Regions from separate parts of the Homo sapiens genome. Here regions 2 and 3 are each linked to region 1. Evidence: chromatin contacts called from ENCODE Hi-C or POLR2A ChIA-PET data. All regions are on one chromosome and are shown on one strand. The core of a region is the stretch at or near the end of the contact, and the rest is flanking DNA. Distances in the headings are between cores, read along the strand shown.

Evidence for each region. Hi-C counts contacts between places; a loop is a spot of excess contacts on that map. ChIA-PET counts read pairs that join two places held with the same protein, here RNA polymerase II (POLR2A). Pooled maps may share reads with other maps.
Region 2: POLR2A ChIA-PET joins it to region 1 with 11 read pairs in BJ. The contact joins the promoter of CCDC28B here to the enhancer-like site in region 1. A Hi-C loop is called at or near these places in 5 of 168 maps with a recorded cell type or tissue (CD4-positive, alpha-beta T cell, CD8-positive, alpha-beta T cell, naive thymus-derived CD4-positive, alpha-beta T cell and 1 more), 6 of 37 single-sample maps with no recorded cell type and 14 of 50 pooled maps. POLR2A ChIA-PET finds 5 or more read pairs at or near these places in 33 of 52 experiments (A549, A673, B cell and 24 more).
Region 3: a pooled map shows a loop between it and region 1 (2.3-fold over the local background). The contact joins two enhancer-like sites. A Hi-C loop is called at or near these places in 6 of 168 maps with a recorded cell type or tissue (B cell, Calu3, GM12878 and 3 more), 31 of 37 single-sample maps with no recorded cell type and 11 of 50 pooled maps. POLR2A ChIA-PET finds 5 or more read pairs at or near these places in 32 of 52 experiments (A549, AG04449, AG04450 and 25 more).

The regions. Positions count from the first base shown.
Region 1 is chr1:32,262,208-32,265,734 of GRCh38, forward strand. The region is part of intron 1 of LCK (LCK proto-oncogene, Src family tyrosine kinase); the gene reads left to right. Among named protein-coding and RNA genes, the nearest start is that of LCK, 13 kb to the left of the region's middle. RefSeq lists a silencer at 2,688-2,987. Within about 2 kb of position 1,649, at least 3 of the 41 ENCODE cell types and tissues checked have a DNase peak (open chromatin) inside an H3K27ac peak, as active enhancers do; they include CD4-positive, alpha-beta T cell, CD8-positive, alpha-beta T cell and OCI-LY7, where a contact is called at or near this core.
Region 2 is chr1:32,198,879-32,202,405 of GRCh38, forward strand. CCDC28B (coiled-coil domain containing 28B) reads left to right here and starts at 1,717. Exons shown (of 6, transcript NM_024296.5): 1 at 1,717-1,831; 2 at 3,035-3,221. The coding sequence starts at 3,058. RefSeq lists enhancers at 376-934, 935-1,492, 1,705-1,784, 2,043-2,562, 2,475-2,694 and 2 more.
Region 3 is chr1:32,315,185-32,318,711 of GRCh38, forward strand. It overlaps HDAC1 (histone deacetylase 1), which reads left to right. Exons shown (of 14, transcript NM_004964.3): 3 at 1,481-1,598. Among named protein-coding and RNA genes, the nearest start is that of MARCKSL1, 19 kb to the right of the region's middle. Within about 2 kb of position 1,752, at least 6 of the 41 ENCODE cell types and tissues checked have a DNase peak (open chromatin) inside an H3K27ac peak, as active enhancers do; they include OCI-LY7, where a contact is called at or near this core.

The DNA.
Region 1 (3,527 bases), core at 399-2,898:
TAGCTGAGCATGGTCGGGTGCCGTGGCTCACACCTGTAATCCCAGCACTTTGGGAAGCCGAGGCAGGTGAATCACTTGAGGACTGGATTTTGAGACCAGCCTGGCCAACATGGTGAAACCCCATCTCTGCTAAAAATACAAAAATCAGCTGGGTGTGGTGGTGCGTGCCTATAATCCCAGCTACTTGGGAGGCTGTGGCAGGAGAATCTCTTTTTCTTTTCTTTTTTTTTTTTTTGATGGAGTCTAGTTCTGTCACCCAGGCTTGAGTGCAATGGCGCGATCTCGGCTCACTGCAACCTCTGTCTCCTGGGTTCAAGCGATTCTCCTGCCTCAGCCTCCTGAGTAGCTGGGATTACAAGCATGCGCCTAGTACACCTGGCTAATTTTTGTATTTTTAGTAGAGACGGGGTTTCACCATGTTGGTCAGGCTGCTCTCGAACTCCTGGGCTCAAGGAGTCCTACTGCCTCAGCCTCCCAAAGTGCTGGGATTACAGGCGTGAGTCACCATGCCCAGACTCCTTCTGGTCTTAGTTTGATAAAGATTGCTGAGTAGCCAACATGATCTAACCAGGTTAATAAATGAGGTCAGTAAAAAGAAAATCAAAATTAAAGCTTAATATAAATTTCTCATTGTCTGAAAGAAAGAAGTGGAGGAAGGGAGAAAAAAAAAAAAAAAAAAACAGATGAAAGGAATCCCCAGGGCTCCCAGAACCAGCAATGAGGGCAGATTCTGGGGTGAATGAAACAGGACATTCTTTTCTCCCAATTTAGGAATCCAAGGTCACGAGTAAGAATTTCATAGATTCGAGGCTGCCTCTGACTAGGGCATGTAATGTTCTCAGTCAAACTTAAGGCTGCCCGTGGTCCACAGAACATTTTGTGATGATTATAAAAAGGCCACAGGCCAGGTCTGGTGACTCATGCCTGTCATCCCAGCACTTTGGGAAGCGGAGGTGGGCAGGCCACTTGAGGTTGGGAGTTCGAGACCAACCTGGCCAACATGGTGAAACCCTGTCTCTACTAAAAATAATAAAAATTAGCGGGCATGGTGGTGCATGCCTGTAATCTCAGCTACTTGGGAGGCTCAAACAGGAGAAATTGCTTGAACCCAGGATGTGGAGGTTGCAGTCAGCTGCGATTGTGCCACTGCACTCCAGCCTGGGGGACAGAGGAAGACTCCGTCTCAAAATAAATAAAATAAATAAATAAATAAATAAATAAATAAATAAATAAATAAATAAAAATTAGACTGGGCATGGTGGCCCATGCCTGCCATCCCAACACTTTCGGAGTCTGAGGTGGGAGGACTGCTTGAGCCCATGAGTTTGAGACCAGCCTGGGCAACATGGTGAAACCTTGTCACTGCAAAAAAGTAAAAATAAAAGGCTGGGCATGGTGGCTTATGCCTGTAATCCCAGCACTTTGGGAGGCCAAGGTGGCAGGTTAGTAATCCCAGCACTTTGGGAGGCCAAGGTGGCAGGTTACTTGAGCCCAGGAGTTCAAGACCAGACTGGCCAACATGGTGAAACCCCATCATTACAAAAAACACAAAAATTAGTCAGGCTTGGTGGCATGGGCCTGCAGTCCCCACTACTCAGGAGGCTGAGGTAAGAGGATCCCTTGAGCACAGGAGGCAGGAGTTTGCAGTGAGCTGAGACAGTGCCACTGCACTGCACTCCAGCCTGTGCGACAGAGCAAGACCCTGTTTAAAAAAAAAAAAAGAAGAAGACCGGAAGGATGGGGTATACCCACATTTTGTATAAACAGATGTATGCCTATATGACTTCACAATTACATAGGGACGGTCGCTGCTATTCATAGTCTCATTCTGTTATATATCCCTCTGCACACACAGACTCCTGCAAACCCACAGATATGCACCCATAAGCACAGGGCTCACTGCATATGTTTTCATATGCACAGACTTGCATTCAACAGGCAGGTAAATATATACCCAGAAACGTGCATTCCAGGTAGAGGGGGGATTGTCTTGAAGAGAAAAGCCTTTGTTAACAGCACAGTGGTCAAATTTTTGATGGGAAATGGACCCTACCCTGTCAGACCTGCCTTCCTGCCTCACATTCTCCTAGACCTCTCAGCCCTCCCCCTCCACCCTTAGACTTTCCAGGGAGTGAAAAGTAGAGGAGAGGATCTTGATAAAGGATGTAGGAGCCAAGCCAGGCATATGCCAGCAATCCCAGCTATTTGGGAGGCTGAGGTGGGAGAAGCGCTTGAGCCCAGGAGTTAGAGACCAGCCTGGGCAACGTAGTGAGACCTCGTCTAAAAAAAAAAGGATGTAAGGTTTTGATATGAGTTTTGCATCTGCCAGGAACCCTCAGTGTATTATTGGGACAATCACTGAACCTCTCCTTTTCCCCAGTTTTAAAATGAGGCTGATGAACTGTATTTGTGTTTCCTAAACTCTTGTGAAGACAAAGTGTCTTTTACCATTCCCTGTTCTACACTCCCTCTTCCCCACATGGATCTCATGATTTTAAAGTTTTTACCTACTAAGCTACCTCATTTAGATGCAAATTTTCTTATTTTCAAGTTAAAAAAATTTTTCTTTTAATAGAGAAAGGGTCTCACCACGTTGCCCAGGCTGGTCTCAAACTCCGGGGCTCAATCGATCCTCTCTCCTCAGCCTCCCAAAGTGCTGGGATTACAGGTGTGAGTCACTGCACCTGGCCTCAAGTTTACATTTTAATCAAAGATTTGGCTGGGCACAGTGGCTCTCGCTTGTAATCTCAGCACTTTGGGAGGCCGAGGCAGGTGGATCACCTGAGGTCAGGAGTTCAAGACCAGCTTGGGCAACATGGTGAAACCTCATCTCTACTAAAAATAGAGAGATTAGCTGGGCGTGGCGGCACGTGCCTGTAATCCCAGCTGCTCGGGAGGCTGAGGCACGGAGGTTGCAGTGAGCCAAGATTGCGCCACTGCACTCCAGCCTGGGTGACAGAGTGAGACTTTGTCTCAAAAAAAAAAAAAAATGTAATCAGCGATTTAATTAAGTATGCAATGAAGAAATAAATAATACAATTTGTCAAAACAAGAAACAAAGTATAGTGGAATTTCCTTTCAGATTTTTGAAATATTAAAATAACCTAAAGGCCTCCCCGGCACTAGCCTGGGACTTCCTGGGAGCATGTAAACTTCAGGCTGGGAGCCTCTGACTACAAACATTTCTGGCATTGCCAGATCCTATGGACTTACGATTGCTGCCAGGCCCTATCCTCCAAAGCTCACATGCTTATAGAGGGCAGGAACTGCCACCTGTAGCTGGGGGGCCATAGAGGAAACAGTAGAGGCCAGATACCCTGCAAAGCTAGAGTTCCTCTGATCTTAATTTAACATAGGCTGACTTTTTCTCACTTTTTGCCCAGTCTTAAGTCGGGGATTTTCTGGCCCAGATTCAGTCCAGAATCTAGGACCTGCCTTGCATGCTTTCCTGGATCCTAGCCCAAGGCCTTGTGATTCCTTTTCCCTCCCCACCTGACCCCAGCCTGGACCAGGTACCAGCTTCCAGC
Region 2 (3,527 bases), core at 467-2,966, 63 kb before region 1:
AGGCAAAAGGCATGGAGCCAGGCATAGGCCATTTGAGGCCCAGGTTAAGAGGGGTGGACACTCATCACTGCTATTTGGGTCTGAGCTGTGGGTAGGCTCCTATAGCCCTGGCCTGCCCAAGGGAATTCACAGGGGCCTCTAATTGTATGCATTCCTTAAGGAGAGCACATTCTCTGTTCAGTTTTTACACCCCCCATTTACCCACCTCAAGCATGGGACTCCTATATGGGAGACATGCTGCTGGTGGCCTCACCCAGCACCCTGTTCTCTCTGGGTCCTGGGTTGGTCAGGCACAAAGGATGATATGTGCTGAATGCCCAGGAAATGGCAGAGACAACCCACCTGCCCTTCCCTCCAGGCCTCCACAAATAGATGTGCCCACAATGACTGTGACAGTCCCAGCAGAGCCTCTGACCCTTCTAGCTGGGTCCTGATACATGTTTTCCATGCTGGCCATGTTATTTCTAGTCGCAGATCCTCTGGAGGGTGTGGGGGGGGTGCCGCCCCAACTCTTGGAGATTCCAAGCAAAGCAGCTCTGAGAATAATGAGGTTTCTGACCCCCCAGTGAAGCAGCTGAGGATGGGAACCACAGGGGTGCTCCCTCTGTCAGCAGCATTACCACTGTCTACTCTAGCAGCTCCGGTGGGGAAGGAGAGGGATTTCTGTTGTCCCCAGTCTGGGCCCCTGGTTATTGAAAAAGTTCGGAATTACTCTTTACCCTTGTGGAGTGTTCTGAGTGTTGGAAGTACCCAGGAAGAAGCCCTGAGCAGGTGCCCTCAGGAGCAGTGCCCATGGCTCCCCACATCAGCCAAGAGGCCCAACCCCAGGAAGCCACTCCTGCCCGGGGATGGGGAAGGTGGGCTGGGTGGCTGTGTGCACTGCCCTGGGCCAGCTCACTTGAGCCTGCTGAGCCGCCTGGCCAAACATGAGCCTCTCTCCTGTTGTATCAGATGCTGTTCTGGGGACCTGCGCCAGGAGCCTCTGCCAGGGCTTTAAATAGCTGCCCCCATTGATCTGGCTGCAGGCAGCAGCAGTCACACTGGGTCAGCCTCCATCAGGTGCTCAGGTTTCCCTGAGGACTGGAGTCAGGTGCCAGGGAATCGCGTGGTCTACCTTATGACCTGGTGCTCCCCACACCTGTCTCCTAGGCCTGGGGGGTGGGGAGGACTCCTGTCACTTCATCTGCGGCAAAATACAGCCCCCACCACTTACCAGAGAAAACTGTCTGGCATTGTAGAGAGAGGGGTTTTGCCCTCAAAAGACTGTTGCTTACTTTCAGTAGAATGGGGAATGACACTGGTATCTTCCTTAAGGGTTGTTATGGGGATGAAATGTATGTAAAGTGCTCAATAGGGCACTGGACTCACTCCATTGATGGCTGTCTTTGCTCGAAGTGTCTTCCTGATGCTGCTGCTGTTGCTGCTTGTGCTTCTTCTGTGCTTACATTCTCTCTCTCTCACTCACTCACTCTGTCTCTCCTCTCCCCCGCCCCACCCCCTTTCTGACAAAGCCACCACCATTTTGTAAGGAACTGTAGCTTCTCTCTGAAACTGCCGGGAAAGGGAAAATCTTTTTAAAATAGACATCACACAACCAACAGGGTCCCCTAGGTTCAGGCGGGGAGGTGAGGTCGAGTGAGAGGAACTGCTTAGCATACGCGGGGATGCTCCTCCCATCTCACCCCACCGCGCTAAGGAGAAGGTCACTTTCTCTTTAAATGCAAATGAACTCCCTCCAGCTTAGCTTTCACCCGGTGGTGTTCCCGGGAGGAGAGGGCGGAGGGCGGAGGGAACTTGCACCGAAGCATCACTCGAGACCCCAAACCTCCAGGTCAGTAGCCCCCTGAGGGAGTGAGGGCGGGGGCGGAATGACGCGGGTCTGACGCTCTGTCTTCGAGCGCGGCTGCGGAGCTGAGCGATGAGTTTGGCACATGGCTTTGGAGCCCGGGCTTGGGAAATAGATCCCCGGTCGCCCCAGCCGCTCCTGGGGAGCACAGGCTCCGGCTCCAGTTCTTCTATCAGGTCCCTAATTGGGTCAAGCTGCTGCACGGAGAGGCAGAGGATGCGCTCCTATCTCCCCTCCCCACACCCGCAGACCCCGTCAGTGGCAGCCAGCTATGTGTCAGTGTAAATGCTTAAGCGCCACCCACCCCCCCAACCCCCCCAGTCCCAGAATTCGAAGTTAGGCTCGGTAGCAGCAGCCTGGAATGAGACCCCCAGAGGAGGGAACCCCAGCCGACCGGAGGCTTGGGGGGCGCTGCTGGACCGGGGACCTCGGAGCAGCCCAGCCACAGGCGCAGCCTTTGTCGGAGGCCCAGGCAGCCAGCGGCCAACCACCCAGTCCACCCTGGCTGCAGCTGAAGCCCAGCAGGGACTTTCCGACTGGGAAAAATGAAGCAGCTGAAAGCACACCCGCGGGACCTATAGGGAGTCCCTAATATTTTCGGTTGGGGGTGGGTGGAAGTGGAGGGATGCCGGTGTCTATGTGGGGGAAACCCACAATGAACCCTGCCCTGTATGCTGCGGCTTCTCCTACAATTACCCACACGCTGGGGCTTTCCCAGGCGCCCCTACCTGCACCTTGTCCCCCTCCCATGCTGACAGGGTTTGTTAGCATCTGCTTAGGCCCCTGATAAATAGAATAGGGTTTAGTTAAGACATCCCTAATCTTCGGCTGGGCTTCTGCAGCTCACCTCCGTCTTGTCTCCCACTACATTTCCTCTGCCAGCCCCGCCCCCCAGCCACCGTGACAGGAAGCCCCAGTAGCGCCAAGATAGTTGTGACTGGTCCCACCCTTTCAGGAGGGGCCTAGGTTTTCAGGCAGAAGGGGAATTAGGTTGGGCCTTAGAAGGTCCTTCAAGTGTACATCCACGATCCCAGCAGCAGACACTGGCATCTGGCTCTGCCCCTACCGTATAGATGAGGTGACAAGCTGGAAGGTCCCAGGGCCCTTCCTTGGTGCAGCTCTCAGGGATTTCTGGGTGAAGGGCTAACTTTGCCCCTGGCTATCTTTGTGGGGTTGCTTCCCTCCTAGGCCTGAGGCCCAGCCAGCGCCCAATGGATGACAAAAAGAAGAAACGGAGTCCCAAGCCCTGCCTGGCCCAGCCAGCCCAGGCCCCAGGCACACTACGGAGGGTCCCTGTGCCTACCAGCCACAGCGGCTCCTTGGCCCTAGGACTTCCTCATCTGCCATCCCCCAAGCAGCGGGCCAAGTTCAAGAGGTGGGTACAGAAGGGAAGGAAAGGAGGAGGGACCCCAACTCTGGGTTGCACTGTAGAGAGGAAGGCAAGGGGGGCCTCCGCCTTTAGTTCCTAAGCAATAATTGATGCCTTTCTGGAGCAGACCCCTGAGAACTCAGAGCTCACTCAGACCCAGTCCCTACCCTCAACTGTGTGGCAAAAAGGCCAGGTGGGTCACTGGGATCACATAGCGTGAGGATTCGCCTCAGAGGAGGGAGTGAGCAACTCTGCAAGAAAGTGAATGTTCCACGCTGAGAGGCTTACCTGGTATAAATATGGAAGAAAGCT
Region 3 (3,527 bases), core at 502-3,001, 53 kb after region 1:
AGCTTGTCAAGGAAGTGTTAGTGGGGAGGATGTGATCAAAATTGTTGATGTGATGACTTATAAAGGATTTCCCATCTGTTTCAGTTTTCATTAGATACCCTTTTTTCGTGAACTCTTGGAGCCATTTTGTCCATAATTTTATAATACGTATATATACATATATATTTTTTTTAATTTATTTTTTTGAGAGGAAGTTTCACTCTTGTTGCCCAGGATGGAGTGCAGTGGCACAATCTCAGCTCACTGCAACCTCCACCTCCCAGGTTCAAGCGATTCTCCTGTCTCAGCCTCCTGAGTAGTTGGGATTACAGGTGCATGCCACCACGTCCAGCTAATTTTTGTATTTTTAGTAGAGACCAGATTTCATCATATTGGTCAGGATGGTCTCGAACTTCTAACCTCAGGTGATCCACCCGCCTCAGCCTCCCAAAGTGCTGGGATTACAGGCGTGAGCCACTGCACTCGGCCAGTTTTATATAATAATAAGTAATAATTTTGTAGGCCGGGCGCAGTGGCTCATGCCTGTAATCCAGCACTTTGGGAGGCCGAGGAGGGCGGATCACCTGAGGTCAGGAGTTCGAGACCATCCTGACCAACATGGTAAAACCCCATCTCTACTAAAAATACAAAAATTAGCCAGCGTCGTGGTGGGCGCCTGTAATCCCAACTACTCGGGAGGCTGAGGCAGGAGAATCGCTTGAACCCAGGAGGCGAAGGTTGCAGTGAGTCGAGATCATGCCATTGCACTCCAGCCTGGGTGACAGAGTGAGACTCCGCCTCAAAACAAACAAACAAACAAAAAAAAACGAAAAAAAAGGTCGGGCTTGGTGGCTCATGCCTGTAATCTCAGCACTTTGGAAGGCCGAGGCGGGCGGATCACGAGGTCAGGAGATCAAGACCATCCTAGCTAACACGGTGAAACCCTGTCTCTACTAAAAATACAAAAAAAATTAGCCGGGCGTGGTGGTGGGCGTCTGTAGTCCCAGCTACTTGGAAGGCTGAGGCAGGAGAATGGCGTGAAGCCGGGAGGCGGAGCTTGCAGTGAGCCGAGATTGCGCCACTGCACTCTAGCCTGGGAGACAGAGCGAGACTCCGTCTCAAAAAAAAAAAGTAATAATTTTGTAAAGCACCTTACAGTTTACAAAGAGATTTAACAACCTCTTCCAATTCTCTCAACTTCCCTGTGTGGTCTATGTTGTCCCTGTTTAGTAAATGAGGAAATGGAGGTTCAAGAGACAGTAACTTGCCTAAGCAACAGAGCTTGAGCTGCTGTAGGTCTTCTGATACTCTGTCTCCTTTGATAATCTTGTTTGCCTAGTTAGATTGTAAATTTCTTGAAGCCTGAATCTAACCAGTTATTTCTTTTTATTCTTTATAGCACCTAGCTCCATGCTGCGCAGGAAATATAAATATTCAAACTAGATTGACTGGACTGGCCGTGGTCAAAAATAACTTGCCCTTTCTCCCTTCTGCCCTCTAGCGCCCTCACAAAGCCAATGCTGAGGAGATGACCAAGTACCACAGCGATGACTACATTAAATTCTTGCGCTCCATCCGTCCAGATAACATGTCGGAGTACAGCAAGCAGATGCAGAGATGTAAGTCCATTCTGTTCCCTCACACTCTGAAGCCGCCAGTTGCATCTCCCTTTCCACTGTAGAGGCCCATTCTGCCGTCCTCGCACCTCCCATTCAGTGGACACCTGATTTCCCCTACCTCCTAAAGGTGCCAGAGTGCTTTTTCCCCTCAAGTCGGATTTTTCATGTTTCCTGATTTGTAAACGATAGAGGTAGTACTTTTTCTGGTTATGTTCACAACACTGTCCCAAGAGTACTGTAATTATTGTAGTGGAAAAAGCACTGACCTGGGACGGGGAGACAATAGATACAGTAAAATTTAACTCTAACTCTCAGCTGAGTGGGCAAGTCACTTCCCCTCAGATTCTTCTTTTGTAAAGTGGGCTGGGCCACATGATCTCTGATTTCTGTCCAACTGTAACTGTTTTGACTTAGTGGGTATTAATTGAGAATTTAGAGGCCACTCAGGACAGATTCTAGATGGTGTAATCTTTGAGATGAGGTGATGCTGCCCCTGATCCCTTGGACTTGAACTTCAGAGCAGGTCCCATCTTGGAAGCCACGCTTAGTTTGTAGGAATCGTGGGAATTATTTTAGCTGTGAGGGGGAAAAAAAAAGTATTCAAATTTGGGACAAAACTATCATACCTGACTTCCCCCTTGTGTTATTTTAGAAATTATCTCTTAGCACCTAAGACTTCATATAGTATAACAGCACTGTCCAGAAGAAGTTTTGATTAACTTATGACAGCTTATATGGAAGTGTCAGAAAATATGCGGCACTTGTTTGTTGCTGCTGACCACAAGGTAGTCTTACTCCCAAGGAAGAAAGTTATTTATAACTATTATTACAACTAATAATAACTGTACAGTGGTATTGATGGCAGAACCACAGAGACCTTCCTTGAAGCATTAAGCTTCTTTGCTACCGACAACTCCAGGAGCTGCCAGCTGCTGTGAGTGAGGTGTTTGCTCTCTGAATTGCAGGGTCTTATTTCCCTCCAAGATGAGGCAAATTCATGCCTTTCCTGTAGATGGCTTTAGAGGTTTCCATAACCCATTTAGGCCAAGGATCAGGCTCTACTCTCAGCACAGTGGGCTCTCACTAGAGGAGCAACTTGCTATTAAAGTAAGAAAATAAGCTTTCATGTCTTAGTTTGAATCCTTGGTTTCCTAGCCCCTCTGGTGTTATTTCCCGCCCCTGCCACTTTTTTTTGAGACAGAGTTTCGCTCTTGTTGCCCAGGCTGGAGTGCAATGGGGCGATCTCTACTCACCACAACCTCCGTCTCCCGGCTTCAAGCGATTATCCTGCCTCAGCCTCCTGAGTAGCTGGGATTACAGGGATGTGCCACCACGCCCGGCTAATTTTGTATTTTTAGGTTTCTCCATGTTAGTCAGGCTGGTCTCAAACTCCCGACCTCAGGTGATATGCCAGCCTCGGCTTCCCCAAGTGCTGGGATTATAGGCCTGAGCCACTGTGCCCGACCTGTTTTCCCTCTTTAAGAGGAAGACAGGACAGGCACAGCGGTTCATGCCTGTAATCCTAGCACTTTGGGAGCCCAAGGTGGGAGGATTGCTTGAGCCCAGCCAGGAGTTTGAGACCAGCCTGGGCAACATAGTGAGACCCTCATCTCTACAAAAAAATAAAAAAATTAGCTGGGCATGGCGGTGCACACCTGTGGTCCCAGCTACTCAGGAGGTTGAGGAGGGAGGATCTTTTGAGCCTGGAAGGTCGAGGCTGCAGTGAGCCATGATTGTACTACTGCACTCCAGCCTGGGCAACAGAGCGAGACCAAAAAAAAAAAGACATTAGTGCCTATTTCATAGTCAAGGATGGGGGAATAAGTGAAGATAATATATTTAAATATATATAATATGTCTACCCTCAATGAATTGCTTTTGCTATTTTTGCTATTGCATAATCACTTTTGCTATTATGACTTACTATTT